Regions from separate parts of the Mus musculus genome. Here region 2 is linked to region 1. Evidence: chromatin loops called from intact Hi-C (ENCODE). Cell type or tissue: heart. All regions are shown on one strand. Each heading gives the region's core, and the rest is flanking DNA. Links, peaks and the distances in the headings are about the cores only. Region 1 overlaps Slc18b1 (solute carrier family 18, subfamily B, member 1). Region 2 holds the start of Taar9 (trace amine-associated receptor 9).

Region 1 (16,609 bases), core at 4,754-12,753:
ATAAAGGGAAGGGTGGAACAATGATGTTATAATTTCAAAAATTAGCAAACAAAATATGTGAATCAAATTTGAAAGCATCGTCATAAAATAACTTAGTTACATCTGTATAATAATAAGAATCATAACCCATTTGCATTAAATGCCAATTAAGAATATAATTAAGGGGCTAGAGAGATGGCTCAGCAGTTAAGAGCACTGACTGCTCTTCCAAAGGTTCTGAGTTCAAATCCCAGCAACCACATGGTGGCTCACAACCATCCGTAATGAGATCTGATGCCCTCTTCTGGGGTGACTGAAGACAGCTACAAGGTACTTAAATATAATTAAAAAAATAAATAAATCTAAAAGAAAATTAAAAAATGTAACTTTAAAAAACAAGAATATAATTGAGAAATTCTTGAAATAGGATGAACAAAGGCTGCTCTAAGAAAATGCAGGAGCAGCTCTTTGTCCTCTGCACATCGCTGAGCAATGCCAGCACAAGTACAGACCTCAGTGATCATGAACATGCCCTCTACACAAGGAACAATGGCCAAAGACAGATGGCTGCTCACCCAGTGCTCTTTGTGGTTCTCCTGCAGTCAACAGGGGTGCGCGCGCACACACACACACACACACACACACACACACACACACACGCACACCACCTGAGACATACAGTAAGCCAAGCATCTCTCTTTAACCTACTCTAGCTCACAGCATCTTGTCACTATGCTATCACAGGATGATCTCGTTATTACTTATCTGATTCATATCACAGTATTTACATGCTATGAAATCACAAGGATTTACTATTGGGCAAACATCCTATGGGACTAAACAGCTGAGGCGAGACTGATGATCCCACCCCCACAGCCATCACACCGCAGCTCTTCAGACAACCAAGAAACTTACTATGCACAGCTGAGCATCTCTGGGAAGGTCGGGATGATGCTCATTCCAGCGGAGATGCCATTTACAACCAACACCAACACAAGAAGCCAGAGCTGACTGCAGAGAAACAAGGGGGAAACAAGGCATTAAGTTTTTTTTGTTTGTTTGTTTTTTGTTTTGTTTTGTTTTGTTGGTTTTTCGAGACAGGGTTTCTCTGTATAGCCCTGGCTGTCCTGGAACTCACTTTGTAGACCAGGCTGGTCTCGAACTCAGAAATCTGCCTGCCTCTGCCTCCCAAGTGCTGGGATTAAAGGTGTGCGTCACCACGCCAGGCTCAAGGCATTAGTATTTTAAAAGACACAAACTTAAATATGAGGCGGGCAGGACCCCAGAATCAGCTGCACAAATGGCTGGTCTTCTTCACCTTGTCCCACGGCATTCAGGGAGAACTCACGCTGGAGCCTTAGACTTCTGCTGCAAATGCAGCTCATGTATTACCTGAAGTCACTTCTGGTCACACAACCCACATACATGTGTCACACAACCCACATACATGTGTCACACAGTCCACATACATGTGTCACACAGTCCACATACATGTATCACACAACCCACATACATGTGTCACACAGTCCACATACATGTGTCACACAACCCACATACATGTGTCACACAACCCACATACATGTGTCACACAATCTACATACATGTGTCACACAACCCACATACATGTGTCACACAATCTACATACATGTGTCACACAACCCACATACATGTGTCACACAATCTACATACATGTGTCACAATCCACATACATGTGGTTAGTCATACACACTACACATCTGTAATCACCTGGCCGGCTCACCATAACAAAATCCTCTCAACGCCAATGCTGTTGTTCATCTCATTAAACACAGGAAAGAAGGGGGTGAGGGGGGGCAAAGGAACAGATGAGAAACTGACTGTCACTCAGTGTGGGCTTCATCTAGGTACATGACAGATGTTGTACATTTAATTCTTGTCATGCCTGTATTAGCTTTAGTTCCTTTTAAAAATTGTAATCATATTTCTTTATTTTCGAGGGGAGGTGTGCCGCAGCATGTGTAGAGGTCAGAGGGCAACCAGCGTGAGTCGGGTTCTCTCTTTCCACCTTGTAACTCCTAAAGTTAAGTCCTGGAGAATTAACTCATGGTTCCAGGCTTTGCAGCAAGTATCTTAATATGTTGACCGTGTTGCCGGCCCTGGTTTCTTTCTGTAGACAAGAAAGCTCAGTCTCTTGCAAGTTAAATGATTTGTTCAAGTTCTGCTACTAGTTGACAGGGCCAAAATTCAAATCCAGGTCCAAAAGACTCCAAAGTCACTCTCCTCCTGTGACAGCTTGTCATCCTAGAAGTATGTGGAAAAGCCTAAGGGGCTCATTTCCTTTTGATAAATTTTAATAAAGAAATTATAACAAAATGAGAAACTACTACATGCTAAAAAATGACCTGGAAACAATAAAAGCCTCAGTCCTGCTCTCAGTGAGTGAGAAGAAAGAATTAAAAGTAAACTGTAGGCCGGGCTTGGTGGTGCACGCCTTTAATCCCAGCACTTGGGAGGCAGAGACAGGCGAATTTCTGAGTTTGAGGCCAGCCTAGTCTACAAAGTGAGTTCCAGGACAGCCAGGACTACACAGAGAAACCCTGTCTCAAAAAACAAACAAACAAACAAACAAACAAATAAATAAACTGTATTCTCTTAAGCATCAAGCCAAGGATGCTAGCAATAAATGCTATTCTGAAATTATTCCAAACAACTGTGCAATTGAAACACAGGAGAGGGGAGATAGGATGGTACACACGTATAATCCTAGCATTTGAGAGGAGTCTGGAGGATGCTAAGTTCAAAGCCAGGCTCAGCTAACAAAGCAAACAAACACTTTAGAGATAAGAATGGGTATTTTCTCATCTGATAAAAACTTTAAGATTTGCTTGGAGAACTGCCAATTTCTAGTTTGCTCTGTCAAACCGAGCAAACCATCAAGCACTGTCCTAAGTCAAGGTCATTGTTTAAATAGCAATGCCCACAGTACCAAGCCATTGAAAGTTAAATAATTACTGTTTCTCCAAAAAGCATGGGGGACAAGAAAAGTTACCTTTTGATGTGCAGAAGAGGAACAGGTCCTAAGAGCATGTAGCACCCAGCTGTAATTAAGTTTCCAAAAACCAGAAGCCATTTCCTTAGAGTCTGGTAAAGAAAAAAAAGAAAGAAAAGAATTTTAAGCTTAAACCAAAAGATCCTCTATAATCAAACAATTTTTAAAAACTTACAGTAATAACATTCAAAAATCCAAAACCATTGAAGCAAACAAAGTTATACATTTAAGAGAAAATTGGTAGATGATAAACTTAAGGGCAAGGAGAATATTTTACAAACTGAGCATCGAAGTCCTGTAGGAGGGAAGCACGCTACAGACCTGCACATCATGAACTATTACAAACATCTAAGAACTTGCCTATGGCTTTCTTTTAGAGCAAGGTCTTGAAATATAGCCCTGACTAGCATTGAATTAATAATCTCTTAGTCCTCCTGCCTCCCAGGAGCTGAGTAACTGACATTTGCTAAGGTAACACCTGGCTTAAGGTTATGTCTTCACATTTATCTCCAAAGGCTGTTTTGAAATGCAGTTCAAAGTTCTTTTAATATACTTCCAAATCAAAGTCACTGTTTTTTGTTTTGAAGTTGTGAGGGAGTGGTGGGGATGTGATTTTTTGAAGCAGGGTTTCCCTCTGTAGCCCTGGTTGTCCTGGAACTCCTCTGTAGACCAGGCTGGCCTTGAACTCATAGAGATCCACCCAACTCTGCCTCCCGAGTGCTGGGATTAAAGACACATGCCACCACGCCTAGCCAAAGTCATTGTTGAAATAGTAATCCATACACTGCTAAAACTGTCTTACTCCTCCCCCAGCACCAGTTTGTTCCCAGCACCTAGGTCAGGTGACTCGCAACCCCTAGAAGTCCAGGTTCAGGAGAGCCAATGCCTGCTTCTGGTCTCTGAGGTCACCCACATACATGTGGAATACATATGCACAGACACAGACAAAAATGAAGGCACATCTTTTTTAAAAAAAGAAGGCTTTATGCTTTTGAGACTTGGGTTACTAAGTCAATTCCCGTAATAGATATGTCTTGATAAATGTATGTGAAAAGCTAAAGAGAGAAAAATGTAAAATGTAAGCGGTAAAGCCTCAGAGACGGCCACGGAGATGTGAAGTCTGGTTAACGGTGCTGCCTCTGCATATTAGTCATGAAGACCGAATGGGTTAGGCCAAACTGAGGGAGAACAAAAGGGATTCTTTTCAAGATGGCTACCGAATGGACAATGCGCATTTCCAGGGCCATATTTCAGACTCACTAACTCAGAATTTCCCTGTAACAGTTTCTCCATCTGATCAAGCCCGGATAACTTCTAAGATTCTCCCTTTGTTATTAGGATTGGGGGTTTTTGTTTTATTTTACTTTGTTTCACTTGGGCCATTAAGAAAGCTTAAGCCAGGCTTGTCTTAACAATGGTAGATTGTGATCCTGGCTCAGGAAAGGTTGAAGCAAGAGGACCAAGTTCTAAAACAGCCTGGGCCATATTGTAAGGCCCTCTCTTAAAAGAACAAGTGATCTCATAGTCTAATTGCCATTTGCAGGAGTTTTACCATCAGACTCATTTTCACTGAAATCCTCAACTTGTGCCCACTCTGAGCAGCAACTGAGGCTGGGAGATCCTGGATTCTCTCTCTCAGGTTGAAGGTGTGAGATTTAAGCAATGGAGCTTTGGAATTCTGGGGAGGTAGCTATAGATCTAAACATGCAAAACAACTCAAGAATAATTCGGTCGGTGTACATACAGGCATCTTATCGCTGAGTAGACCAAACAGCGGCGAAGAAATGGCGTAGGATAGAGACAGACCCAGGAAGACCAGGCCCACGTATCCAGTTGACAGACTGAACTGGAAAAGAAATGCCATGTTAAAGTTGAATGCTTCATCTCCCTTTAAAATAAGCATCCCCTTTTCCCTCCTCTGCCTGAGCTCTGCTAACAGAAGTCTATCAGTCACACGCAGTATTCCTGTTGTGGCTAGCTGGCCATGGCTGTGCCTAGGGAACAGTGTGAAAGGGAGAGATTGTAGCTCATTCCGGCTCATGGTTTCAGAGCATCCTGGAGGGGAGGATGCAGGAGAGCAGAGAACTTGCATGGTGGCAGCCAGGAGGCAGACAGAGTACCTGCGCTCTCTGGCTTCCTCCTTTCTTCCCGTGGTTCATCCAGCCCCATCTCTGGGATGATGCTCCAACACTGAGGGCATCCTAATTAGTGCTGTCTGGAAGTAACTTCAAGCCTTACCCAGAGATATATCTTACTAATTTCTTAGATACTTTTCTATCTAGTCAAGCTATCAATCAAGACAACTGGAGCAGGGGCTATTCCAAAAGCTGTTGCCTGTACATGGGATATGTTCTTCTAGCTGGGCTGCCTTGTCTGGCCTCAGTGGGAGAGGATGCGCCTAGCCATGGAGAGACTTGAAGTGTGCCAGGTTGGGGCAGACAGAGGTGGGGGTGGGGAACATAGCCAGAGGAGCCATCACTGGCTCAGAGGAGAAGGGGAGGGGGGAGGGATTGTGGGATTGAAAGATCCCGACAGAAGAATGTAAAAGGTCACAGAAGCCCTGAAATTGGCAAAATAGATTTCATTGTTAGCAGAACTAGCTTCACTGATTTAGAAAAATAGAGGTACACAATGCTCTGGCCGCTCCTCGAACCCGTGTGTCTGACAATTTTCTGACCGTTCCTTGAACCCAGGTGTGTGCCCACTGCTGCACCTCACTGCCTGGTGTTTGTGGTATTGGTTGCTGGGGATAGAGTCGGAAAATCTCCCCAGCAACCACAATCGGGGCCAATCGGAGTTCCTGAACCTGCATTAGACTCCTTCCTTGTTTCCCTCCCATACCCATTTCTTGAGAAATCAATCATTTTAGAATAGACATTGTTTAGATCTGGAAATCCCCTACTCTCCCCTTCTCCTTTTCCCCTTGAGGGCCTATAAAAACTGGGACCCCTTTCCCCTCGGGGTCGACTCCTCTGCCCCTGCGTGGGATATGAGTCGTCCCCAGAGCTCTGGCTTTCCCCGAATAAAGTCTTGTGTGGTTTGCATCAAGCTTGGTCTCTCGTGAGTTCTTGGGGGTCCACTATTATCCCAAGGCCTGAGCGAGGGGCTCCTCTCGGGGTCTTTCAGGATCAGGTAACAGAGAGGGGGACGGTGAGTGGGATCTAAAACGAATAAGTAAAAAAAATTAAATCTAATAAAAATAAAAAAGGAAGAGGTGGGGGGAAGAACAAGGAGACAGGGTAGGGCGCTTTACATGCAGGGGTATATTAATTTTAGGATATATATTAGTACAATATTTTTATATAAGAAACAAAAATGTTTTTTTATAATAAGCAAAAATGTTCGAGACTCTTAAAAAAAAGGTTAGCTTTCATCCAATTCCCTTTAACTTTTCCTTACTTTGTACATGGGTAATACTTTGTTCTGAGGAGGAAAAAAAAATTCCAACCACCAATCAGAATCCTAGAAGTTTTATTTTTGTAGCATTTGATGTTAAACATATTATTTGATTTCTACAAACTAATATTTTTTTATATACACTGTTTCACAAATTTTATGTATACAAAAAAAAAGGTCACACACAGAACTTATTAAAGGATGTTCTTATCCCTCATGGCTTCTATGACCCTCACCTTTCACAGTGAATAAAAGAATAAAATCAGTGACTGCCTTTAAAAGAAAAAGGGTTGGGGGCTGGAGAGATGGCTCAGCGGTTAAGAGCACTGACTGTTCTTCCGAAGGTCCTGAGTTCAAATCCCAGCAACCACATGATGGCTCACAACCATCCGTAATGACATCTGACACCCTCTACTGGTGTGTCTGAAGACAGCTACAGTGTACAGTGTATTTACATATAAATAATAAATAAATATTAAAAAAAGAAAAAAGGATGTTCTTGGATCCTAGCCCTAGGTATGGTTTCAGGAGGGCAGGGTCTGTGCAGAAGACGGTATGTCACTGTGAAAAGCAAGATAGATAATAGGAATCCAGCATTTATGTTTCAGCAACAGAGACTCTTGGTTCCTTCCTCCTAGTCTGTAGTATGAACCATAGTCATCTGATTATATCAAATAGCTAAAGAGAAAGTAAATCAGGGACATCAGGGAGCGGAGGACAACTCACATCAGAAGACCTAGTGACCTAGTGACCCATTGACCTAGTGACCACTCGTAATGCCTCCTTACAACTCACACAATTAGAGAAAAGCTGTCCTAGTTAGGTAGCTAATATGGAAGATGCCTGCACAGACCGCCCAGACCTGGAACAGCATGAGCAAGGTCTTAGGTAGAAGGAGACAGTGTACTGGACTCTAGGAGAAGATTTTTTTCTTAATGGATCAGGCCCCAGATCACAGAGTCGCATCCCTCAAAGAACAACACTGAGGGGCCAGAGCGCAGCTCCCTGTCTCCCTCCTTAGAACAGCTAAGGAGCCTGAGGGCACATAATCAGGGCCAACATGCAGAGCTCGGTGCTTACCTTCTCCATGACAAAGAGAGACAGGGTTGGGTCCAGGAAGCCGAAGCAGGAGCTGAGAGAGATGATCACGAAGGCTAGGAGGCCCATCTTGGGTAAGGTGACAAGTTTCCAGAAGGACTGCTTCCCTGGATCGGACTCTTGGGTTAAAAATAGAAACAGAGATACATCATCGCAATTACCATCTCTTAGCGTTATCTTTTAACTTTCTTTGAGGGCCAAAGCTGGTAAGACTATCTATCTAGTAATAAAAATGAATTGTACAGTTGGGTTGCCCGAAATTAAATAGTATCATCTACATCAGCTTCCAAACTCTTCATCTTTAGAAGGCATGATCAATTTTTATTGAAAAGACTGCCTTTCACCCTGGCGTGGTGACATATACTCAGCATCTCAGCACTTAGGAGGTAGAAGCAGGAGGTTCAGGAATTCATTTCATCCCCCGCTACATAGTGAGTGAAGCCAGCCTGGCTCCGTAAGACTGATCTCAAAAGACAAACAAAACAAAACTCCAAAATAAAAAAAAAATAATAAAAAAAAAGCAAATCTCAGGTTTTCAAACACAAATAGTGTCTGTCCAGTGCAATCAGTGTGTGCCGGGAGGTTTTCACCTTATAATCTAGAAGTAAGGCCTTTTGGATGGGACAGTGGCATGAACAGCCACAGAGAAATCACCATCTGTGCTTCGAGCTCCACCAGGGGTGTGTGTATGTGTGTGTGTGTGTGTGTGTGTGTGTCATGGGAGGGGGGGGTTCCTAATTTTCTTTGTAAAACAAGACCTGGTTACTTTTGTGAGTGCAAACTAAACCCTACATTGAGAGACTGGAAGGCGGTGTGTCACTGTGTGAACGACTTTTATCATTTAAGATCATGTCTCCCAGTCTCCTAACCCAAGTTCATGACTATCTGAGTATCAGCATGGCTATCTGCAATATCTAAATATTCAAAGACTGTGCAAACTTTTGTTATTTTAGGTAATATTCTCAGGGAAATTTTCAGAATACAGAGAATACTGTCATTCAAAAGCGCAACCCTCAAACCAGAGTATGTATTTTACTTTAGAGAGGGTATAGTGCCACCTTGTGGCATAGCCAGGTATTGCCAGCAGGCAGTTGATCTTAGTGGATTTTGAACTTCAATGAATTTGAATTGAAAATTACAAAAGATGGGCTGGAGAGATGGGTTGGCAATTAAGAGCACTCACTTCTCTTTAAGAGGAACAGAGTTCTGTTTACAGTACCCACATCAGGTGGCTCACAACCACCAGTAGCTCCAGCTCCAGGGGCTCCAAAGCCTCTGCACTCATCACACAATTTTTTTTTTAAAGATTTATTTATTTATTTATTTTATTATATGTAAGTACACTGTAGCTGTCTTCAGACACACCAGAAGAGGGAGTCAGATCTCATTACGGATGGTTGTGAGCCACCATGTGGTTGCTGGGATTTGAACTCAGGACCTTCGGAAGAGCAGTCGGGTGCTCTTACCTGTTGAGCCATCTCACCAGCCCCCATCACACAATTTAAAATGGTAAAAATAACCAGGCATGGGGCACATGCCTTTAATCCCAGCAATTGGGAGAGAGAGGTTGTTGGAGTCTAAGTTCAAGGCCATCCTGGTTTACAAGAGTGAGTTGCAGGACAGCCAGACAGGGCTACACACACACACACACACACACACACACACACAGAGAGAGAGAGAGAGAGAGAGAGAGAGAGACAGAGACAGAGACAGAGAGACAGAGACAGAGACAGAGAGAAAACAACAAATAATATAATATTAAAATAAAAATAATTTTAAGGGCTGGTGAGATGGCTAGTGGTTAAGAGTGCCGACTGCTCTTCCAAAGGTCCCGAGTTCAAATCCCAGCAACCACATGGTGGCTCACAACCATCTGTAATGAAATCTGATGCCTTCTTCTGGAGTATCTGAGGACAGCTACAGTGTACTTACATATAATAAATAAATAAATCAAAAAAATTTTTTTAATTATAAAAAAACCTTTTGTTTTAATCTGTTACATTTCTTGCGTATACAGAAAGCATTATCTGTTATAATATATAGCTCAGTAAAGAACACTAGCTGCTCCTACAAAAGACAGAGGTTTAGTTTCCAGTGCCCACATGCCTTCTTTCTGACCTCTGTGAGCACCAGACATGCACACAGTCAAAAACTCACACACAGAAAATGAAATAAGTAAAATGTACCGATTGTTTTAAGTTTTAAAATAAAAGGATGGCTGGGCGTGGTGGTGCAAGCCTTTAATCCCAGCACTCAAGAGGCAGAGGCAGGTGCATCACTGAACTCAAATCCAGCCTGGTCCAGGATGGCCAGGGCTGCACAGAAAAACCCTGTCTTTAAAAAAAAATTATATAATAATAACAATAATAACTGGAAAAATCCAGAAACAACGAGTTTCTAAATTTTAAACAACTTTAATTATAGTAATCGTACTTGTTTTATGCTTTCATTATTATTGCTAATCTCCTTTTACAATTATTTAATTATTTAATGTGTATGTGGTGTTTTGCCTGTATGTCCGTCTGTGCCAGGAACCTGCCATGTGTTCCTGGTGCTTCAGAGGCCGGAAGAGGATGCTCTGTCCTGAGAGCTGAGTTACAGATGGTTGTGAACCACCATGTGGATGCTGGGACTTGAACTCTGTTCCTCTGCAAGTGCAGCTAGTACTCTTAACCGCTGAGCCATCACACCAGCCCCATATTGTTAATCTCTTAACTGTGCCTAATTTTAAATTAAACTTTACCGTAAGTATGTGTGCACACATCAAAACTTAGTAGAAGTGGGCTTGATGTGTGCTCTGGTCTTGTAGTATGTGGCCCACAAAGGAGGTGGGACTATTGTGTAACTCCATAGATCCTCCTGTCACCATGGTGTAAAGCAGGCTCCTCAGATTCTCAGGTTGAGGGTTTTAATGAGAGGCGTGGCATGCCATGACTGTTAGAACAGGACATCAGGGAACAACTGGAGAGCAGATATGGAAATGGGTCAAGGACTCCTAACACACAATGCTAAGTAGCCTAAGTATGGCGGGCCATGGGGGTGGAAGGAATGAGCAGCAGGTATTGAACACAGGATTCTAACTGCTCACAAGTCAAAACAAAAGACAACTTCATTACAGTTGCTGATGGCCCAGGGACTGCTTGTATTTTGATGCTAATTCCACTCTCCAGGGAGGGGCTTAGGACACGAATGAGTCCTCCCCCCTACTTAATTTGTAAAACAAAGGCTAGAGCCTGTGATTGGGCAGGAGAAGAGAAGGTGGAGCTGAAAGTTTGGGCGAGATGGAGGAGAGGGAGAAGAGAGGACGACAGAGGGGGTGGAAGGAAAGTGGAGCAGAAGCCCGTGGCCTGGAGGAACCACAAGCAAATAAGGGGTCTCACAGATGAGGAAGATGGTAGTGTAGCGGCAGATCTGCCCAATCTAGGCATGCAGTTTTATTCATATTAACTGAGTCGTGTTTTCTTTGCGTGGGTTTATTTGGGTTGGAGATTTCCTGTAACATCTATCCTAAAACTTTCAATGGCATTAAAACTTTCAATAACTGTAAGAGTGCACTTATTTAGGAACACTCCAAACTTAATATTATCGACCTTAGGGATTTTTTTAAATTCCAGTTTTAATTAGCCTGTCTTAGCTATCTTTTCTCATTTCCTAATGTAATAAAGAGTTTTTTTTTTCCTTTTGCTACATGAGAATCTAACCCCTTTCTTTTCTTTTCTTTTTTTCTTTTTCTTTCTTTTTTTTTTTTTGAGATTTTTTTTTTTTTTATGTATATGAGGACACTGCAGCTGTCTTCAGACACACACTAGAAGGAGGGCATCAGATTCCATTACAGATGGCTGCTGTGAGCCACCATGTAGTTGCTGGGAATTGAGCCTAGGTCCTCTACAAGAGCATCCAATGCTCTTCACTGCTGACCCATCTCCCCAGGTCTGTTGCTGACTGTTTAGCCATCATACCTGGACATAGCCCAGGATGCTAAACGAAGGGAAAACAACATAAAACAAAACAAACAAACAAAAAACTGATTCCTTACACTTGCAAAGAGGATAAGCACCACCTTGTGGTTTACTGTGGTATTGCCTCGCTGGCTCTGTTCTCCCCAGTTCCCCATAGTAACCTAGCAAGAATACAAGTTGACTACCCTACTAAGAATCAATGCTTACAATGTACATAACCTGGCTAGTAAGTTTCATTTGGACCAAAGGGAACTACCAATGAGCCACAGCTAAGAACCTGATGGCCCAAAGTGTTCTGTGCTCCTTGCCCTGGTTAGCTCCTATCAGTTAACCATGACAGTATGCAGCTGCTTATCACTGTGATTAGTGATTTATGTGGGGATGGAAACTTTGACCCGGAATGATTCCTTTACTGTGCCAGGAACTATTATCTTACTGTGTCCTTGTAACTATTACTGCTCCAGACAAGCAGAAGGCCCACTGGGAAGGAATAATTGGCCTTGACCGGCTACACTGAATGTTTTAGTTTGTTTGAGATGTATCTCAAAGAAACTCACGGAGTGAAAAACAAACGTGTCACTTTGTGCCCAGGATGGCGTGGAACTCACTAAGTACACAAAGTTGACCTAGAACCTAGAGTTGGGAAAGGTAGAGGCAGGAAGATCTCTGGGCGTGTGAGTTCCAGGGTGGGCAGGGCTACATAGTGAGACCGTATTAAAAACAAACCAACAAGCCGAGCGGGGGGGGGGGGGGGGGGGGGGGGGGGGGGTGGTGACACACGCCTTTAATCCCAGCACTTGGGAGGCAGAGGCAGGCAGATTTATGAGTTCAAGGCCATCCTGGTCTACAAAGTGAGTTCCAGGACAGCCAGGGCTACACAGAGAAACCCTGTCTCAACCACCCCATCCCACCCCCACCCCACCCCCCCCCAAAAAAAAAACAACAAAAGAACCTAAAGCCACATTGGCCTAGAACTTATAGGGATCTCACCTTGCTTTTACTGCTTTGTAGACAAAATGTGTTGCCCACAGCAGTTTCTGGTGATTTAGTTCAGCCCAATGGCAATGGCTTGTGAGGAGAAATTAAGTATTTTGATCCTCCTAAAACCTAGAAATTTTTGTGATATGCTTTTATTTATTTATTTGTTTGTTTGTTTGTTTGTTTGAAGATAGGGCCTCATGCAACCTAGGCTGGCCGTAAACTCACCCTATAGCTGAGGTGCTTTAAAGATGAGCACCACCATCGTTCTCTTTGTGTGGAGCTAGAGAGCAAACCTAGGACTTGATGCAAGTAGTCTGCTAATTGAGCTTTATCCCTAGTCCTCTGTAAGCAAAAGTTCTCATGAATTAATTACCCATGTTTTAGGAAAGAGAGCCAGTTTTTGAGGGTGTGGCAAAAGAGGTATCATTGATTACATTAACTAAAAGCCAACATACCGTAATGTATCCTTTACAAAGACATACAAATAAAATAAAAGGTCTAAAGCGAGTATTAAGTTTGAACTTACCATAACTAGGCAAAATGTATAGGTTGAGTGGTATCATCAGCAGGACTATGCACCCCAGAAAAATAAAGGGTACCTCGTAGCCAAAGGATTGATACAAAAGGCCACCTAAAGGGGGGCCTGCTACCAGCCCCAGTCCAGAAAAAACCTCAAGACTTCCCTAAAAGTAAAAAAAAAACAAAAAACAAAAATGAAACGAGGATTTAGCTCATGTATTTTAGATGAAGAATTACTAGTGTCAGGCATGATGACACAGACCTTTAATGTCAGCACTTGGGAAGTAGAGGCAGGTAGATGTCTATGAGTCCCAGGCCAGAAAGGGTGGCATAGTAAGACCCCATCTCAAAATGCCTGGTCCTGTAAACCTAGCTAGCCTCCCTGTGGCTGGTAAGGCCATAGACATGGAAATAGACCCTGGTAACTGCCATTTTCCTAAAGCAGTATAGTTTGTAACCACATTTGAAATATTTGTCCGTACATCCACAGGGAAGTGCACCTCCCACCTTTCATCAAAGACGTTTCTTTTCTAAGCTGCTGGAGCCCATTACAGAAATCTACAACTGGTCAAAATGTAAAATACAACTGGTCACAGGGTGTTCAACACCAACTGATATACATGCACTACAACCCATATACCTACGTCTCAGGGAGCACCAAGGAATAGGGGCAGAAGATGGAAAGAGCCAGAGGCCCAGGACATCTGCGATGAGAGAGTGTCCTCTGCATGAGACAGGGAAGTTGCATCCATGACATCCCAACAATACAGTTACCTGAGGAAGACCAGCATAGTGACTACACTAACTGACTGACGTGCCCGTGGATGGGAGAAATCTCACAGAGCTTTATCCCCAGGTGAGCACTATAGGCAACCAATGGCTGCTAAGAAAGGGAATCAGTATCCTCCAGGGGGAGCCCCGGGTTGGTTATCCAACTGTGGTCAGGGCTGAGCATAGAGACGTATGAGCAACACTAGATGAACTTGGTGGAAGCTGTGTTTACACACACACACACACACACACACACACACACACACACACAAAGCAGTAAACTAAGGAAAAGGAGTGGAAATTATACAAATATATTGTACTCATGTAGAAATTCTCAAAAATGTAAGCAAAAACAGAATTATGAGAGTACTACTTTTAAAAATGTCACTTCACAGTTTATACAGAGAGAGAGAGAGATGTTGGTTCACACACTGATACTATAGCACTGTTTGCAATGTGAAGCAAGGTGCAGTGGCAGACACCTGTGATCTCAGCACCCAAGAGAAAGGTTTCAGGCACCAAAACCAGGAGTTCAAGGTCAACTGTTGAGAGTTCTAGCAAGCCTGGCCTAAATGAGACCCTGTTCTAAACAAAGGAACAAAAGATGCAAATGATGTAAATATTCACTAGCATTTTAATTAACTAGGAGATATCTATGCGGTGTAAGTGTACACAGCCAGTAAAGAGAGAATGGATGGGTTTTATAACTAGATACTGTAGCCACCAATGTGAGTTTATCAGTAAAATTAGTGAGGTGTTAAATAGTGTGAAGAGTATGTCATCAACTGTGCAAAGAAAAGGGGGCTGGAGAGATGGCTCAGCTGTTGAGAACACGGACTACTCTTCCTGAGGTCCTGGGTTCAATTCCCAGTGGCCACATGGTGACTCACAACCATTTGTGATTAGACCCAATGCCCTCTTCTGGTGTGTTGAAGATAGCTACACTGTACTCATATACATAATATAAATAAATCTAGAGAGAGAGAAAGAAAGAAAGAAAGAAAGAAAGAAAGAAAGAAAGGAAGGAAGGAAGGAAGGAAGGAAGGAAGGGAGGGAGGGAAGAGAATCACTCTGCTACTCCATATGCACATGTATGTTTGTACATGTGTGTACATGTGTATGTATGTGCATATGTGTGTGTATACAAATGTACCTATCTGCACGTGTAAAAGTGTGCACATGTACTTGTGTGTACGTGTGCATATGTACCTGTCTGCACGTGTATAAGTGTGCACATGTACTTGTGTGTACGTGTGCATATGTACCTGTCTGCATGTGTATAAGTGTGCACATGTACTTGTGTGTACGTGTGCATATGTACCTGTCTGCACGTGTATAAGTGTGCACATGTACTTGTGTGTACGTGTGCATATGTACCTGTCTGCATGTGTATAAGTGTGCACATGTACTTGTGTGTACGTGTGCATATGTACCTGTCTGCACGTGTATAAGTGTGCACATGTACTTGTGTGTACGTGTGCATATGTACCTGTCTGCATGTGTATAAGTGTGCACATGTACTTGTGTGTACGTGTGCATATGTACCTGTCTGCATGTGTATAAGTGTGCACATGTACTTGTGTGTACGTGTGCATATGTGCCTGTCTGCACGTGTATAAGTGTGCACATGTACTTGTGTGTACGTGTGCATATGTACCTGTCTGCATGTGTATAAGTGTGCACATGTACTTGTGTGTATGTGTGCATATGTACCTGTCTGCATGTGTATAAGTGTGCACATGTACTTGTGTGTACGTGTGCATATGTACCTGTCTGCATGTGTATAAGTGTGCACATGTACTTGTGTGTACGTGTGCATATGTATTCGTATGCATGCGTAGATATGGAATCTTGGGAAGAAGCCGTCTTGGAGTAGCTCGGGCACTGGGTGCCTGGATGGCAGATGTGTGCTTGCAGTCAGAACAGCAATGCGATGTGTCAAACATTTACCATATTCTGTATTCCATTTCATACGTTTCTGATTTTATGCTGCATAAAATTAACTAAAGGTAAAATAAACAAGGCAGTCCTGTGGAAAAGAACCTTAATGTTGAGGAAACTGGAACATTTTAAATCAATCTAGTTTTCTAGGGCTTTAAATACACCCATGGCTTGTTGAATGGAATTAAGCAGTCTATCTAGCCTGTAAAGAAGACACACAATCCAGGTATTTTATTTACAAACTGTAAGCCTAGACTGGGCAGTTTCGGAGCTGTTCTAACTTATGTCCCAGCCATAATGCCCTGTATTACTGCTGTTCTCCTGGCCCTGAGATCATGGCCCATCTCCTCTCCTGGCGGCCTACCCCAGGTCTATCTCCTCTCCTGGCGGCCTCCCCCAGCCTCATGTCCTTTCTTCCCTCTTCTCTCCTCTACCTGCAACCCCCTCGCTCAATCCTCCTGTCCTGCTTCCTCCCTCTACTGCCCAACCACAGGCTCTAACCTTTTATTGACCAGCTAAATTGGGGAACAAGGTTTGCATAGCATCTCTTGGTGTGCCCATGAGGATCTGCTTGTCAGGGGCAACCAGATCTTGAGAGCCAGAATTTAGCATTAGAATACAAGCAGCATCGGACCAACCCACTACAAGGGCTTACAATTTTACAGTCAAAGTCTGCAGAGGCCACACATGATTAAGTAATGTGTGAAACGTGTTGGCCCTGGCTGCAATCTTCCGTGGAAGATTGGGACTGGGGGGATGGGGGAAGGGGGTTAAAGGGGAGGAGTCTACTTCCCCTGCCAATCTCACTGCCAGTGGATGGCTCATAGGAATCTCCTTGGCAGCACATTCCACGGTGTTCTGCAGGACACCAGCTCTCTAAGAGGTCAACAAGTCCGATGTGGAGTAAGTTGACTCAATGATAAACTGACAGGTGCAA
Region 2 (16,609 bases), core at 2,986-10,985, 300 kb before region 1:
TATCTACCAAAATGAGTTATGTACTGGTTACTTCTTGATAACTATATTGTTTTTAGTTTATATTGCATTGGTATTTTTATATGGTATATATGGTATATATTTTTATATAGTATTTTCCACATCATGTTATCTTTCAAGATAATATCAAAGTTATTTCTGGAAATTTACTATACATTGAGTTCTCAATTAAATGATTAATTTACATATACCAATATTAACATGAGCCGTGCACAACTGATACCATTTAATAACAGGTATTGTTTTCTTCATTGTATTTATTTTAAAACACACTTGTATAGTTAGTACTACCAGATAGCAAAGTCAGAACTTAGGCTCAGCTCATCTAACCCTATCGACTCTATTGTATAAAGTATTAAATGCAAGTTTGCATCGGCTGACATGGGATAATTCTGGAAGAAGCTTAGAGTAACTACAGGCCTTTACTTCCTGATCTTAACAAAGAATGGTTCAGAAGAACTCTTTTCTCCAAAAAATAAAAACCTCAACCTCAACTGTTTTCTGTGTCTTAGATGGAGGTTGTCTTGACATGGGTTACAAAGCATTTACTTCCAATCCCAATCCTGGCCATACACTTAGAACAGGCTCTGACGTCTGACATTTAAGCATATGGTTTTTTAATTGTAGTAAACTCGCTGCTTGAGAATAGTTTTGTAAGAAGCAGGGTGATTTTTTAAATAAAGTGCTTTATTGTCCAATAAATTTTGTGTTTCAATGCATGTTTTGTCAGATATTGATAAGCACAGATTGGCATGAACTCACTAAAATGTAGTCTTGGTGTAAGTTGGGAATCCTGAATCCACTTGGACCAACTGGCAGCCTGTGAGGCTTAGCTATTGTCATGGCCTGAATATCCATCCATGTTCCTCTCATGTCCCTGTATTGACAAATCACAGCTAATGAGATGGTATTGAGAGGCAAGGTCCTGAGGTGACAAGGTAACAAAATAATAGAAGACTGAGACTTTCTCTGCTCTTGCCACCATGTGGAGATACAGAAAGCTCATCTATGAAGAACAGCGCTCATCACAATTAACTCTGCTATTGTACCCTTAGCTTCCAGCACAGTGAATTAAATTCTGTTACCTGTAAGTTACCAAGCTGATTTTAGTGGGAAAGGCATACTTAATGAAATCAAGTTCCTATTTCATTGATTGTCAGCCTGGGGCCAGGCTGAGTTAGCATGGCTTTTGAGTTGACTAGGAAATTAGTCAGAAAAGGACAAAGAAGTCACTTTGTTCCAGAGAACCAGAAAATTAAACCCAAGATAGTTTCACTCATTAGAGAGAGTTGGGGGAATCTTCATAAAAAAAAAAAGAGTATATTACGTAATCCCCAAATTCTGCCTGCCGATGGCTGTGACTGACATCTGAGGCCCCCCGGATGCTACCACAAAAGTTTTAAGCCCTCTTTTTCTTTTTTGTAAAGTCATGTTTAAACAGAAATGATGGAGGATCCCGCAATACCTCTCCTGGGCATATATCCAGAAGATGTTCCAACCGGTAAGAAGGACACATGCTCCACTATGTTCATAGCAGCCTTATTTATAATAATCAGAAGCTGGAAAGAACCCAGATGTCCCTCAACAGAAGAATGGATACAGAAAATGTGGTACATTTACAAAATGGAGTACTACTCAGCTATTAAAAAGAATGAATTTATGAAATTCCTAGGCAAATGGATGGACCTGGAGGACATCATCCTGAGTGAGGTAACCCAATCACAAAAGAACTCACACGATATGTACTCACTGATAAGTGGATATTAGTCCAGAAACTTAGAATACCCAAGATATAAGATACAATTTGCAAAACATATGAATCTCAAGAAGAATGAAGACCAAAGTGTGGATACTTTGCCCCTTCTTAGAATTGGGAACAAAACACCCATGGAAGGAGTTACAGAGACAAAGTTTGGAGCAGAAACAAAAGGATGGACCATCTACAGACTGCCATACCCAGGGATCCATCCCATAATCAGCCTCCAAATGCTGACACCATTGCATACACTAGCAAGATTTTGCTGAAAGGACCCAGATATAGCTGTCTCTTGTGAGACTATGCTGGGGCCTAGCAAACACAGAAGTGGATGCTCACAGTCAGCTATTGGATGGATCACAGGGCCCCCAATGGAGGAGCTAGAGGAAGTATCCAAGGAGTTGGGGGGATCTGCAACCCTATAGGTGGAACAACAATATGAACTAACCAGTACCCCCTGGAGCTCGTGTCTCTAGCTGCATATGTATCAGAAGATAGCCTAGTTGGCCATCAGTGGAAAGAGAGGCCCATTGGACATGCAAACTTTATATGCCTCAATACAGGGGAACGCCAGGGCTAAGAAGTGGGAGTGGGTGGGTGGGGGAGTGGGTGGGAGAGGGTGTGGGGACTTTTGAGATAGCATTGGAAATGTAAATGAAATAAATACCTAATTTTAAAAAAATACAAAGCAGAGACGAAGGAAAAAAATGAGTTAAACTTATTCAGGCTTAGTCCACAGTAGAGTTAAGTACATGGTTTTGTATGATTTTTTTTTAAAGATTCATTTTGTATATACATAGTCACTGTCTTCAGACACACCAGAAGAGGGCATCAGATCCCATTATAGATGGTTATGAGCCACCATGTGGTTGCTGGAAATTGAACTCAGGACTTCTGGAAGAGTAGTCAGGACTCTTAGCCACTGAGCCTCATTCCAGCCCTGTTTTATATGATCTTAAGGCATATTTGAAGTGGAAAGTGAAGGATTCTTTGCAAAGTCAGTGTGTTGGATGGCGTTTTGCTAAGGCAAACAAATGAAGGAATGTCTAGCTGAAGTGGATACAGGTGAAAGGCTAAGGCAGACTCACGAAGGAATGTTTCAATGAAGCAGACTCAGGTGAAATGGTATTCTTCAAAAGCAAGCACATGAAAGGATATGTTGCGGCAGACTTGACTCAGTCAGTCCCTCAACCCACAGGAGAATCAGGGTCCTGGTACCCAGATAGGCAAGGAGTCGGCAGAAAGTGACAAACAGACACTGACACAGAGAGTGCTGCATCTGAATGTAATGTCTCAAATCGAGCATCAGACTTAAATTACAGAAGAAAACAAGGAAGTTAGGTGATACATTAAGGTTATCCAGGTACATTGAGGTTACCCAATGCAAAATGACTCTTTACACAGAACAGAGAAATGCATACATAATAGCTGACAGGAGTCAGGCAGTGTTTACAACTGGGATAAAAAGCAGCCCCATCTAAGGTCAGCTTATTCTTAGAAGCCAGGGGCAAGGGCTTTATGCCCTTGCCATAGTTAATCCACCTTCTTTCTAGGCCTTTGTAAATTCCTGTGTATGGGAGTGACTCAGCTGTTATTCTAAGAATTTATTCTAGTTCCTTCTTAGACCACAACCTTCCTACTTCCTAGGCCATTGCAAATTCCTGTAATGGGAGTGACTCGGCTGTTATTCTAGGTGAATTTGTGGGGGCCTTTCTTCTATTAAGTAATGTAGCCTGCCGTACATAACTGTAATAAGAATTCTAAACTTACTTTGCTAAGCTTGCCCTGAAATTTCTAACTCTATATAGTAGATAGTAATGCCTGATTTCTTTCACTATCTCTCTTTCAATACTGGAGGCAATTCGTCTGAATAACTAACATTCTTACTAAATTCCAAGCCCAGGGTCAGCTCAAGGACTGCTTAGGACATTGGTGAAGGCCAGGAAGTAAAGTTCAATGTAACTTAGGTATTTGCCAAATCATTCCTTGGAGGCACCTATAATAAAATAATACTGAAAGAAAGCACACAGATCCATTCTCCAACTGATGTAGGGACAAGTTTGGAGGATTCATGCTACGGGATGCCAAGACTCCAAGGAGACTAAGTTTCTGTGAAACTTTTTGCCTCAGGACGGCATCCAAGCTTTTGGGCCTGCCACACAGACTTCACTGGGGTGGGTGTAGCAACATGTGATGAAGGATTTTTAGCTAATAACATTAATGTATTGGCTAACCTTACATTGTGTACATGAGCTGCATTTGTCAGGACCACATAGAAATAAACTCACCAAAAAACTCCTGGTGGTGTGTTGCAGTTTCTTGCCTACCACTTTCTTGGACTTAGGCCAATTGGCAGAGTCAGATGTCAGTTGAGGCAAGACCCATGGAGAATACGTGATGCATGGTAGCAGTATACTAAGGACTCCTCTGACAGTGACAGAGATTGAGTTTGGCTTACTTGCATAACGAAATGCTTCGTGGTCTTGAGTCTTCACTGATCATCCATTCACTGAGAGAGACACAACAGAGAACTGCTCCTGGCATCCCTCCTGGTCCCTCCTGCTGACTTGTGCTGAGGCTGAGGCCCGGCTGTCTCTGCTAGGTCACGTCACTGCTGCTTATTCATGTTTGCTGTCCTGACTCTATGAAACTGGACTACTAGCATATCCGTGAAGTGTTTGCTTCACCACCTCTGGTGGGTGGTGGCCTAGAAGGGAGGTTAAAGTGTGTAAGAACCATCACTAAAAATAGACATTGAAGGGACACAACATCTGCCCCAACACCGGAAGTAACTGGGACCAGCAGGACCAGAGCACCCAGGAACTATGCCTGACCAGTGGCTTGGGTTCCTTCATGCCTGGGCCGGTACCCTGAGCAGACCTTGGGTGTGAACTCTGCAGCCAGTCCCACAACACCCAGAATAATCTTCACTCCCAGGCACTCTAACACACCCAGGACCACAGGATCCCAGGATCCCAGGAGCTTGGTCCCACCAGGATCTAAGGGTCCCAGAGGCAGCTTGACTCCCAGGAGCTCTGACACACCTAGGTTCTCAGGATCACAGAATCAGAGACAACTGAACTCCAAGGAGTTCTGACATAACCAGGACCACAGGAAGGATATCCAGTCAGATACAGCGAGGGCAGGTAACACTAGAGATAATCAGATGGAGGGAGGCAAGCATAAGTACATAAGCAACAGAAACCAAGGTTACTTGGCATCATCAGAACCTAATTCTCCACCATAGCAAGTCATGGATACACCATCACACTGGAAAAGCAAGATTCGGATCTAAAATCACTTGTAATGATGATGATAGAGGGCTTTAAGAAGGACATAAATAACTCCTTTAAAGAACTAGAGATGAACACAGGTAAACAGCTAGAAGCCATTAATGAGAAAACACAAAAATCCCTTAAAGAATCGCAGGAAAACACAATCAAACAGGCCAAGGAAATGAACAAAACCATTCAGGATATAAAAATGGAAATAGAAACAATAAAGAAATCACAAAGGGAGACAACCCTGGAGTTAGAAAACCTAGGAAAGAGATCAGGAGTCACAGATGCAAGCATCACCAACAAACTACAAGAGATAGAAGAGAGAATCTCAGGAGAAGAAGATACCATAGAAAACATTGACACAACAGTAGGGGGAAAAAAAAAACCCAAAAAGAAAAAAGCTCCTAACACAAAACATCCAGAAAATCCAGGACACAATGAGAAGACCAAACCTAAGGATAATAGGCATAGAAACAAAATTTTCTAGACAGATACCAGGTGCCAAAGTTAAATCAGGATCAGATAAATCATCTAAACTGCCCCATAACCCCTAAAGAAGCAGTCATTAGAAGCAGTCATTAACCCAACCAAAAAAAAAAAAAAAAAAAAACCAAGGACCAGATGGGTTTAGTGCAGAATTCTATCAGACCTGCAAAGAGGACCTAATAGAATACTCTTCAAACTATTTCACAAAATAGAAACAGAAGGAACACTACCCAATTCATTCTACAAAGCCACAGTTACAAGGCGTATTTTCCCTTGGACATGGAACAGTTCCTTAATGACAAGTTCCTCAGGAACTTGTCACAATTTCCTCTCATAGAGAACTTTATAAGAATTTTTTTCCTACTTTTATCATGTTTAATGTTCCAAATATGTTTTAAAAACTGGTTGAGTGCATATTACTTTTAGCTTCAGAAGATATCATGTATATTTAAGAGGCATTTAACTATTATGAATTATTTCGATGACGGTTTAAAAAAAAATCCCTTTTTGTTTTTGCTGCACATAGCAGCTGTTATGTTCCTTCTAATCATCTTTACCGATGATGCAGCAAGACATCTGTGGACTAAGCATGATATGGAGCTCTGGAGAGCAGCATTAGCTTGGACAGAGTGATGGAACAGAGCCATGGACAATAGCATGGCCATACCTCCAAACAGTTTCCATTACGTAGAATAGACATGGCCCTTTCCCCCCAAACAGACAAACACGCTTATATGAACATGACCTTCAGTTAAGAACAGTAATATAGCAATAGTGTAAGGAACCTTGGAGTTCACTCAGAACACCACAAGATGTTTTTAAAAATCAAACACCTCATTCTAACACAGAGTTTCCACTTTTACCTTTCTAAGCCTCCATTTATGTAGCAGAGGATGGCCTTATCTGGCATCAATGGACAGGGAGGCCCTTGGTCCTGTGGAGGCTTGATGCCCCAGCATAGGGAAATGCTAAGGTGGTGAGACAGGAGGGGCTGGCTGGGTTGGGCAATGAGATAGGGGGTTTGTGGAGGAGACACTGGGAAGGGGGAATAACATTTGAAATGTAACTAAATAAGATAACCAATAAAAGAAAAAAGAAAAAAATAAGCATTGGAAAAATTAAAGTTACACATATTATTAACTCCTTTACAAAGCATGGAAAATGTTCAGTCTCTGCAAGCAAGAAGGGGTGTTTTCTGAAACTATGTCACCACACTGTCACACAGTTCATACTCATTGCTGTGTTCTATGGCAGAAAAAAGTTGGCTGTGTGTGGGTACAATGTGCCGTTGTGTGCACTGTGCATGGAAAATATTCTCCATCATTCTTGACAGCTAAAAATGTACTTTCTAGGTGGCTCAATTTTAAAATTAAAATTTTAGATTAGCATTTAGAGCACTTCAGCCATGACTATACACCGAGAACTACAAAAAGAAATAAGGCCATTTTTTTAATTAGATATTGTCACAGGGATATTGTATGACTATTCTGTTCTCTTCCTGCAAATCACTTCTATTTAGAGAAAATATTTCTGTTGTATTGACTAAACTATTTCAAAAATTTGTTTTTAGAGACAGATGTCATATCTATTACCAAGCCCCCCCCCAGCTTTATTTTGCTAGACTAGCTGTCAATCATCTCCTGCTCCTCTCTCTCCCTCCTCTTCTTCCTCTTTCTCCTCCTCCATCACTTATTTTATATACAGATCTACCCTTAATTACTATGGCCTCATTTAGTCCTCTTTCTGACTATTTGTAATTATTTATTCTCCATTATTATTTTGGCATTTGAGATTTGTAGACTGGGTGCCTATTCACACTGTCAGCAGCGACCTTATAAAATGCTTTGACATTGTCTCCTCTGCACAAACGTGGCTTCAGTTGTTCCTTTCCCTGCTCCTTATCCCATTGCTGGGACCAACATTTCTTTACAAAATTCTAATCTCTCCTATGAATAAAGAGCACCATTAAAGAACAATATGGATCTTGGAGGTGTTACTGGAGCCCTTGCTTCTATGGTAAGGGCAAGGATTAAGAGATTGTCGAGACTGAAAGCTGTCATCCTTGAGCTCAAGGGTAGAGGGATAGGAAAGGCAAGCATGCTCTCTTGCACAAGAGCATCATTATTTGGACATAGGGAAGTGGGGGACGGTTATTCAAAGACTGAGGACTCAGAATTCATTACACAGACATTTAAAATTTGGGGCAGGATACCACCTAGACTGAAATGCTTTAGCTCCCCTGAGAGCAAACCAAGACACGTGTGGACTTTATTCGCAGAATGAGACTAGAAGAAGAAAGTATGTCATTAGTACAACTTTATTGGTCACTTTGGTCATGCTGATCTACAAACATGTAGAATTACCACCAGGGGGAGCCCAAGTGTGACAGGGACACTGTCTGAAATGGGAAAGTTCATTCCTGGACAACAAACCAAGCTGAGCTCCAATAAAAATCAAAGTCATCAAAGTCTGTGACGCTTGTAATAGAACAAGTGTCATTTAAACACGTGCAGACAGAGAAACCCATTGCTGAGATGTGGTAAAAACAAAAGATGCACACCATCTGTATATAGTCCTGCATTTCTAACACATGCATGCCATGGGATAAATGGCAGTAAGTGCAGGCTACTCTCTAGGATGGAGATGAGTGATATTCAAATACAAGGTGTCTCTTAGTCCCAAAGTAGAAGCTAATCACTTGCTTGTCAGGTACACTTTAGAAAGCCTCTTTACACTATATGGTCTTCTAAAAACAAAATCAAACACCCACAGAAATAACATGCGCCTTGGATGGCATTGTTCACACGTGTTTACAGGGCACAGCAGGGGTACAGGCAACTGCTCACACCCACCCCAGCTGCTCACACTCCTCTTGGCCTGTTTAAAACTAAGCATCCTAGAAGTGCAAGGAGACCTATGGCTTGTTTTTCTTTTCTTTTTTTTCTTTTCTTTTCTTTTTTTTTTTTCTTACTGATTTTAGACAGCTCACACAGGCTCTCTTCCTAAGAAACACTTTCATGATGGTTATTCTAGTAACAATTCGGTAAGAGTTTTCCAGGATACTTCCAGCTGCTCAAATCATCAACACAAAAAGACAAAATAGAAATATAAGTCACAGTTAAAGTACATTCCTCATGTGTGTGTTTAAGGCAACTAAGAGTAAGCTGGTCCCAGCGTTCACACTCTATACTATGGGGATTTTGAGCTTACAATTTGAAGGACATGTAATTTATTTTTTTCCAGTTTAAAAAAAAAAAAAAAGCAAAACTAAGTTGTTGATTGCAGCCGATGGCCGCTCTGGGGAGACAAAAAAGAAGTAAATAAAATTCAGCCATTGGTGGCAAAACCAGTTCAATCCAGTTTGCTATTTTCAAAAGGTAAGATGACATCCACAGAAAAAAACTTTTCTAACAATTAATAAAGTAAATTCTATGATGATAGTAATTATAATATAGTAATAATAGGGCAAAGATATAATATAAAATAAACATTAGACAATGTACATTTACTTAGTAAGACTTTTGACTTTTAAATGGCTTTTTGCAACAGGTTTTTGTTTCTTAACATCCTTAGAGCACTTTTGGGAAAGAGTAAAATGGGTATACAAAAAACACGTAGTAAAAGGTTACCTTTACTTTAAATAGAGTTCTTGTTTTTTTTTGTTTTTCTTTATGTTTCCCCAGGAGATTTTTAAGTTGTTGTACTGGCTAGTTTTGTGTCAACTTGACACAGCTGGAGTTATCACAGAGCTTCAGTCGAGGAAATGCCTCCATGAGATCCAACTGTAAGGCATTTTCTCAATTAAAGATCAAGGGGGAAAGGCTCCTTGAGGGTGGGACCATGTCTGGGCTGGTAGTCTTGGGTTCTATAAGAGAGCAGGCTGAGCAAGCCAGGGGAAGCAAGCCAGTAAAGAGCATCTCTCCATGGCCTCTGCATCAGCTCCTGCTTCCTGACCTGCTTGAGCTCCAGTCCTGACGTCCTTGGTGATGAACAGCAGTATGGAAGTGTAAGCCGAATAAACCCTTTCCTCCCCAACTTGCTTCTTGGTCATGATGTTTGTGCAGGAATAGACACCCTGACTAAGACAGTTGTTAACCCCGTTTTTTGCTTTAGATTGCTAGAATGGAAACCTGGGAAGTTTACAATTACCAAGACTGGAGGCAATGACAAGCGACTTCTCCCCAGAACCGCCCATGGAGCTCTGCTATGAGAATGTGAACGGATCCTGCATTAAAAGCTCTTACGCACCCTGGCCTCGAGCCATCCTCTATGGGGTCCTCGGTTTGGGAGCCCTGCTGGCAGTGTTTGGGAACTTACTGGTCATCATTGCCATCCTCCACTTTAAACAGCTGCACACGCCTACGAACTTCCTGGTGGCCTCCCTGGCCTGTGCTGACTTCTTGGTGGGGGTGACAGTGATGCCCTTCAGCACGGTGCGTTCTGTGGAGAGCTGCTGGTACTTTGGGGAGAGTTACTGTAAGTTCCACACGTGTTTCGACACCTCCTTCTGTTTTGCGTCTCTGTTTCATTTATGCTGCATCTCCATTGACCGGTACATTGCAGTTACAGATCCACTGACCTATCCGACCAAGTTCACTGTATCGGTTTCTGGACTGTGCATTGCTCTCTCTTGGTTCTTTTCTGTCACATACAGCTTTTCCATCTTTTACACGGGAGCCAATGAGGAAGGGATTGAGGAATTAGTGGTTGCTCTGACCTGTGTGGGAGGCTGCCAGGCTCCACTGAATCAAAATTGGGTTTTACTTTGTTTCCTTTTGTTCTTTCTGCCCACTGTGGTCATGGTGTTTCTATATGGTCGGATATTTTTGGTGGCAAAGTATCAGGCTAGGAAGATAGAGGGTACAGCCAACCAAGCTCAGGCCTCCTCTGAGAGCTATAAGGAAAGAGTAGCCAAAAGAGAGAGGAAGGCTGCCAAGACCTTGGGGATCGCCATGGCTGCATTTCTCGTGTCCTGGCTGCCATACATTATTGATGCGGTTATTGACGCTTACATGAACTTCATAACTCCTGCGTACGTCTATGAGATATTAGTGTGGTGTGTTTACTACAATTCAGCTATGAACCCCTTGATATACGCCTTTTTTTATCCTTGGTTTCGTAAGGCAATAAAACTTATTGTGAGTGGCAAAGTCTTCAGGGCTGATTCATCAACAACTAATCTATTCTCTGAAGAGGCAGGTGCAGGTTAAAACAGTCACAGCAGAGATTTGAAATCTGACTAGGGTTTAAGGTCAGAGGTAAAACTAATCCCTCTAATCTAGCGAGGTCCCATAATCATTCACCCAGCAGGAGATCTTAGGTTCAAAGGCTACTCTGAAGTATTTTCTTCTTAGAGTGCCTGTACATTTTAGGGCTGAGTCACAGGGGACCCATCTGTTAATTTCTTCCAAAGTGGTGTGCTCCTTAATGTCTTTGCTTTGCTCTGAAATTTCTATTAGTTTCTTTGAGTCATTTGAAGGATTCTAATTCCCCCCTCGCCCCTCCCTGTGGTCGGTTTTCCCTCATAATGAGTGTTCGGATATTGACAATAACAAAGACAATGAAGCGCTCACAAACATGGAATTAGCATGCAGGAGACAAAGCCTCCTTTAAGGCATATGTTGCATGAGAAGTAAATATAATTTCAAATTATTTAAACATTCATTTTTAATGTTAAGGGACATTACAGTGCATTAGCACTGAGAACACCTAAGTGACTGAAAAGCATCTAAACGCATGCAAAGGCTCACGTTTCAGGAACCTGGGGGTTGCTCCTTCCTCTTTTCACAGATATAAGTTCACAAGAAACACGTGTGCTTATACTGCATTTTAAAGTGTTAATTCAAATGTGTGTTTTTTTTTTTTTTTAACATTTGTGGTCTTTCTTTGAATCGAAGGGAGTCAAACAGGAAAACCAAAGGTTGTTTTAACACAACAGGAACTCAAACAGATATTTCCTGCAGGAATGTGTCCCACTTTCTAGTCCAGTATATAATCCTCAATCAATGTGAGTTTTAGTTCATTTTGATTAAAATGTGTGTTATGTGTTTCAAGATACAGTGCTGATACATTTTAAGTAGAGCTGAGAGTGTTTAGCAGGAAGAGGAGAAGGGGGACACGAAGCTTCCCAGCTGAGCACTGGGTGTGGTTCAGAAAACAAGAGATCCAAGAGATTGCCTTAAACTGCTGTGCCTTGGTCTCACTCCTAAAGAAGCAACTGAAAGCCGTGTCTGCTAGCCTGTGCGTCAGACACGTCTTTATCCCAACATGGTCTTTCCTTCAGCTGCAAATGGGAACTTCGTACCAACACTTGGAGTAGTAGAGAAAAGAGCCTAGAGACACTGAAAAGCACATAACTAGCCTTTTCATTTTAGGTTTGTGGAGTCCTGAGATCTGCAGGAGTACAATCGGTCCCCACCTGCCACGGAGCCTTCCTGTCCCACATAGCCCCGCATCCCCATCTTTGGGCACCCCCACCCCGGCCCAGGAGGTCACTTAGCCCAGTAGCCCGGTTAAACTTCCTTTTTCTCTTTTAAGTCCAGCAGCACTGGGAACTCCTCCTTAAGCACGTGAGGCATCCCCAGCACCCTGGCCCCGGCCAATGTTGTGCCTTCATCCCAATAGCCCCTATTAGCTTAAATAGCCTCCCTCCCCGCCATTGAACAAGCTGTCTCTCTGATGCTACCTCCGAAGAATGGTGCTCACCATCACTGGAGGTCTCTTTCATCCCCTACTGTCCTGACCTGCTTCCTGCCTCAGCATCCGTCAGCATGATCACTAAGGGTGTGAAGGCAGAGTCTGAACAGCAGACTACTAACCAGATTCTAAATCCTAACCAGATTCAAGTTCTTCCCAGCATCACTAAGTGGGCTTGTTTCTCTACTCTTTATATGCTTCCAAAGGATGTTTTGTTGTTTAAAAAACAAACAAACAAACAAACAAACTTCTGCGTCTGTTTCCCTATGATAAAACACAACCAACCATAAACCTCTGCCAGCCCCACATCAAAATCCTGCAGAGCCATGGATGTGTTCAGACCCAGATCAATGGACGAGGGACGTGAACTTTGCTCTCTGATGGTCCCTATGATCTCAGACATGGAGTTGAACTCAGTCCTTCAGCCTAGTGATCTGTAGCTCTTGGTTTATTTGCTTTGTCCAATAAAATATTCCATACTATTACAGAGAAAACCTAATCCACTTACACCCTGACATAGCTATGGAAATACTAGGCCTCTCATATACAGCAATTATCTAAATACAAGTTTAATTTTATTGGCCAAGTATAAATCTGTTTTAAAGTGTTTCTTAATTCACAATAGCTTTTGTTCATATGTGTTTTCTCTGGTTGCTACTTAAATGGAAACTAAATTATATAGAGCTATGTATATTTTTTTACATGATATTTAAAAGATGTTCAAAGACATATATAAAATATTAGCAATCAGGCAATTCCCATCAGTACCCTTCAATACGGCAACTTTTCCAATAATTTAAGGTTATCAATAGCTTATCAGTAACAAGATATAGTCACAGTAATAGTGGATTGGGGTAGAGAACAGTGATAGAGTTTGCCTAGTAAGTGTGAAGGCACAGTTCTCATGCCTAGCATGGCTAAGGATGGATGAATGAATGAATGAATGAATGAATGAATGATAAGAGTCATCATTCACACCTAGACCTCTAAGAACTACCCATGAGACCAAGCATTGCTGCAGTAGACGTTTCCATTTGTAAGAGAAGCCACACTAAATGCTTCCCTAGCTGGGTGTCATGGCCTCTTTACTTTCCCCATTGAGATGCCATGTTTGTTTTTCTTTCTCTCTTCTGCCTTTGACTCAGTCGTACTTTCACACATTGGAAGGTCAGCCCTAAGCAATCACATTTCTCATACATTTGTATAAAAACAGGGGCAGAACAATACTAGGCATACTAATTTCAACATTAATATATTTTAAAATAGTCATTAAAGGCAACATACACTGCCTCCAGTTATCCTGAAAATTTCCATTAATAACATTTTCATGTGTTGTTATAATTGATTCAGGTTGAAAATAAATGTTATTTTGACATTTATGTACCATGATGCTAACATGTTATCAATGTATATCTCATGTCATATTTTTGTTTAAAAATGGGTAATATCTACTTGTTTAGTAAAAATCTTCAATAAAGATAAGAGACCTTTGGGCTGTGCTTATTCTTGGGTGCTGTGCTTTTCCTAACTCCTCCATTTCTTGTTTATTCTCCCTTCTTATTTGTTTGTGTGTCTCTCTTCCTTTATTTCTTTCTGTCTGTCTGCCTGCCTGCCTGCCTGTCTGTCTATCTGTGTGGATACATGCTATATGTGTCGGTTCCTGTGGTGGCCAAAAGGTCACTAGATCTCCTGGAGCAAGGGTTGCAGGAGATTGTGAACTGCCTCATGCATGCATTAGAAACTGAGCTGGTGTCCTCCGGAAGAGCAGCAAGCAAGCTTATTGCTGAGGAACCTCTCTCGCTGTCATTTGCTGTACTGTTAAAAATATTAACAGTATACTGGTGGAAAACTTAAGCCATAGAGCAAAGTCGTTTTCACTTTTAGGTAGAAACATTTCTGACCTCTATAAATCACTGTACTGAAGGTTTACAGAATATAGTAAATTGCTACAAGTTTTGTTTTAGTTAGTTTTGTTTTTTTTTTCAGGTAAAATCTTGTCTATGCTATTGAATATTTTGAATATTGCCTTTTTATTTTTAAACTTCTAAAGATAGTTTTAAAACAAACAAATTGCCAAGTTTTAAATGTTTACCCACCTAATGATGGTCCATGTTCTTTCACTCTTAAATCTTATGTCACACTTCATCTTCATTTGGTTTTACAAAATGTCTAATGATTAATACCTGAAGAGAACCTAACATTAGTTTGTCTCTCCTAAGATTAGCTGAGAATATAAAGGCCTATATCTTTGAGACTGACTATAAGTACTGCATATGGCAGGTTTCATTGGATGACAGTTTGTTTTGGTTTTTGTTTTGTATTTGGTCTGAAGAAGCTGTGCACAAAGCAAGGATTCAGAGGGAGCTCCCAAGGCCAGAGGCCTGTGTGTGAAATGCCCAAAAGCCTCTACATCATGCACAGGCTTCACTTGGGTTAAGTCACTTGCTATTTGCAAGGGTGAGCTCTCCTCTGGAAAATGGAGTTAAAATGGAGTGTTGTCCATGAAGAACTGTCAGCAAAGCAAAATGGATCTAAGAACTCTGAGGGTAAAGAACTGATGAACCACTGTACTTGATGTGTGCAAGAGAAAACCACTAAGATGTTACAGTCAAGAGATTTTAATACATGTCCAATAATGGAGTCCACAAACAAGTCCTGAACACGCTGTCAACTCCAGATCTTTACAGGAAGATCAGGAATCCATATGTAAGGAATGAAGACAATACAATTACAAAATAAAATGATGCTTGTATGAACAGCCTGCAGCACACTACTGTTATGCGGGTCTTCAGAATTAGTATTTTGTTTTTCTTATTGTTAATGATACTTTAAAATACCTGACGCCCTCCTCCAGTCTTGTCGTCTCTCTTGGAGGCCCTGTACTCCAGGCAACTATGGACAGGTTTGTGCTGTGTCCTTTCCCCTCAGGGATATCAGCTTCTAAACAATAACTAACTGCTAAATTAACTAAACTCACTCGTATGAAATAGTTCTTTCATATAAAATAATTTTAAATACCCCACTATTTCCAGAGGACTTCCCTTCTGAGAGCACAGTGCCTGAAAGAGAAAATGTGAAAGCATTCAGAGAGTTACTTCATACAGCAAGTAAAATACTGAGTGAAGTTCCAGGAAGGGGAGATTCAACCAGGTGGGGGAAATCCTGTTGTTGACATGAATGGAGCAAAATCAACACTCCAGCTATTGGGATGGTCGCCCTCTCTGTGATCATCTGAGACCACACTGAGCAAGTTTAAATCATAACTATCACTTTGGTGCACACCGAACCAATGAAGCAGCTCATGACAAACCCACCTGCAGCTTTAAATCAAGTCATCTGAAGTATGAAATAGAGGTCACTGGGGCAGTAGAGGGGAGGGAGTAACATGAGCTCTGGGCTCCTGCTCTGGGCACAAGCAGCTTCCCTGTGCCTGCCCTCAGATGGCTCACTTCCCCTGAATGATCCAGGAGGAACTAGGTCACAATGGACAGTGTTAGACACCACGGGATCACTTGATGTCAAAGTTCAAAGATCCTATCACCACTTCAGTTCAGAAGTATACAAAGAGCTGTCTTTCAAAACAGTGTGTTGACCCTCCATGCCAATTCACATGGCTTTGCTTCAGAATCACCAAGGGCTCCCTGCTCACCCCAATGCAAATCCTCAGCACAGTGTCCCTCCAACTGTTACCTCCAGCACACAGGTCACCTAATGTTCTGACTTTTTATCAAAGTCCCACCTAAACACAGGGCATTCTCCTGCTCTTGCCTCTAGACAAAGCCAGCCAGAAGGTAATTCCAAGTGAGGAGTATGTCACCTTAAGGTCATATAGAGATGTACCAGCCTCTGTGCTTCTTTTTGATGTGTGCAGATACAAGATGAAGTCATTGGACCTTTCCTTTAAGTGGGACATCTTTGACTAATGAAGTGTAAAAGCCCTGAATCTTTGCATGAACTACTGAATTACAGGAAACCATCACCATACTAAAGCATTCAGTGTTCTAGGTAACACTTGCCCATCCCTCCCCGTGTATCCTCAATGTAATGGATCCATGTGATCTGAAAGTTGCCTGGATGATATTTCAGGTTTGTATCTTTATTTTGTTGCTTCGATTTGAGTTTTGCATCTTGCCATGTGCTTTGGAAATGCCATTGATCAGACAGTCAGAGAGTGTGCTTCTCAGTCGAGGAAAATGTGGTATAGAGAGTCTAAAAGAACGTGACCTATAAGACTTCCGTGACTGAGCAATGGAATTATGTATTGATTTCATCCCTCAAAATTAATGTGTTGCTACAAACTAATTACAGAACATCTTTAGTTTTTTTTCCCTAAACAGTTGATCACATTTTTCTTCAAAAGTTTTCAGTCTAC

Evidence for each region. Hi-C counts contacts between places; a loop is a spot of excess contacts. Peaks named below come from ENCODE experiments on the same cell type or tissue, not always from the same donor. Only the 100,000 strongest peaks of a DNase experiment are listed, where the experiment ranks them.
Region 2: a loop joins it to region 1, with 11 times the contacts of the local background. A loop is called at or near these places in 9 of 42 quality-filtered maps.

What each region holds. Positions count from the first base shown.
Region 1 is chr10:23,807,304-23,823,912 of GRCm38, reverse strand. Slc18b1 (solute carrier family 18, subfamily B, member 1) reads right to left here. Exons shown (of 14, transcript NM_183116.2): 6 at 12,968-13,124; 7 at 7,484-7,620; 8 at 4,752-4,853; 9 at 3,008-3,099; 10 at 895-990. Among named protein-coding and RNA genes, the nearest start is that of Slc18b1, 19 kb to the right of the region's middle. In heart, for the core only: CTCF peaks have their summits at 8,571 (motif pointing left) and 11,562 (motif pointing left); no DNase peak of the experiment used is centred there.
Region 2 is chr10:24,102,630-24,119,238 of GRCm38, reverse strand. It overlaps Taar9 (trace amine-associated receptor 9), which reads left to right and starts at 9,705. Exons shown (of 1, transcript NM_001010831.1): 1 at 9,705-10,751. The coding sequence starts at 9,705. The coding sequence ends at 10,751. In heart, for the core only: a CTCF peak has its summit at 7,900 (motif pointing right); no DNase peak of the experiment used is centred there.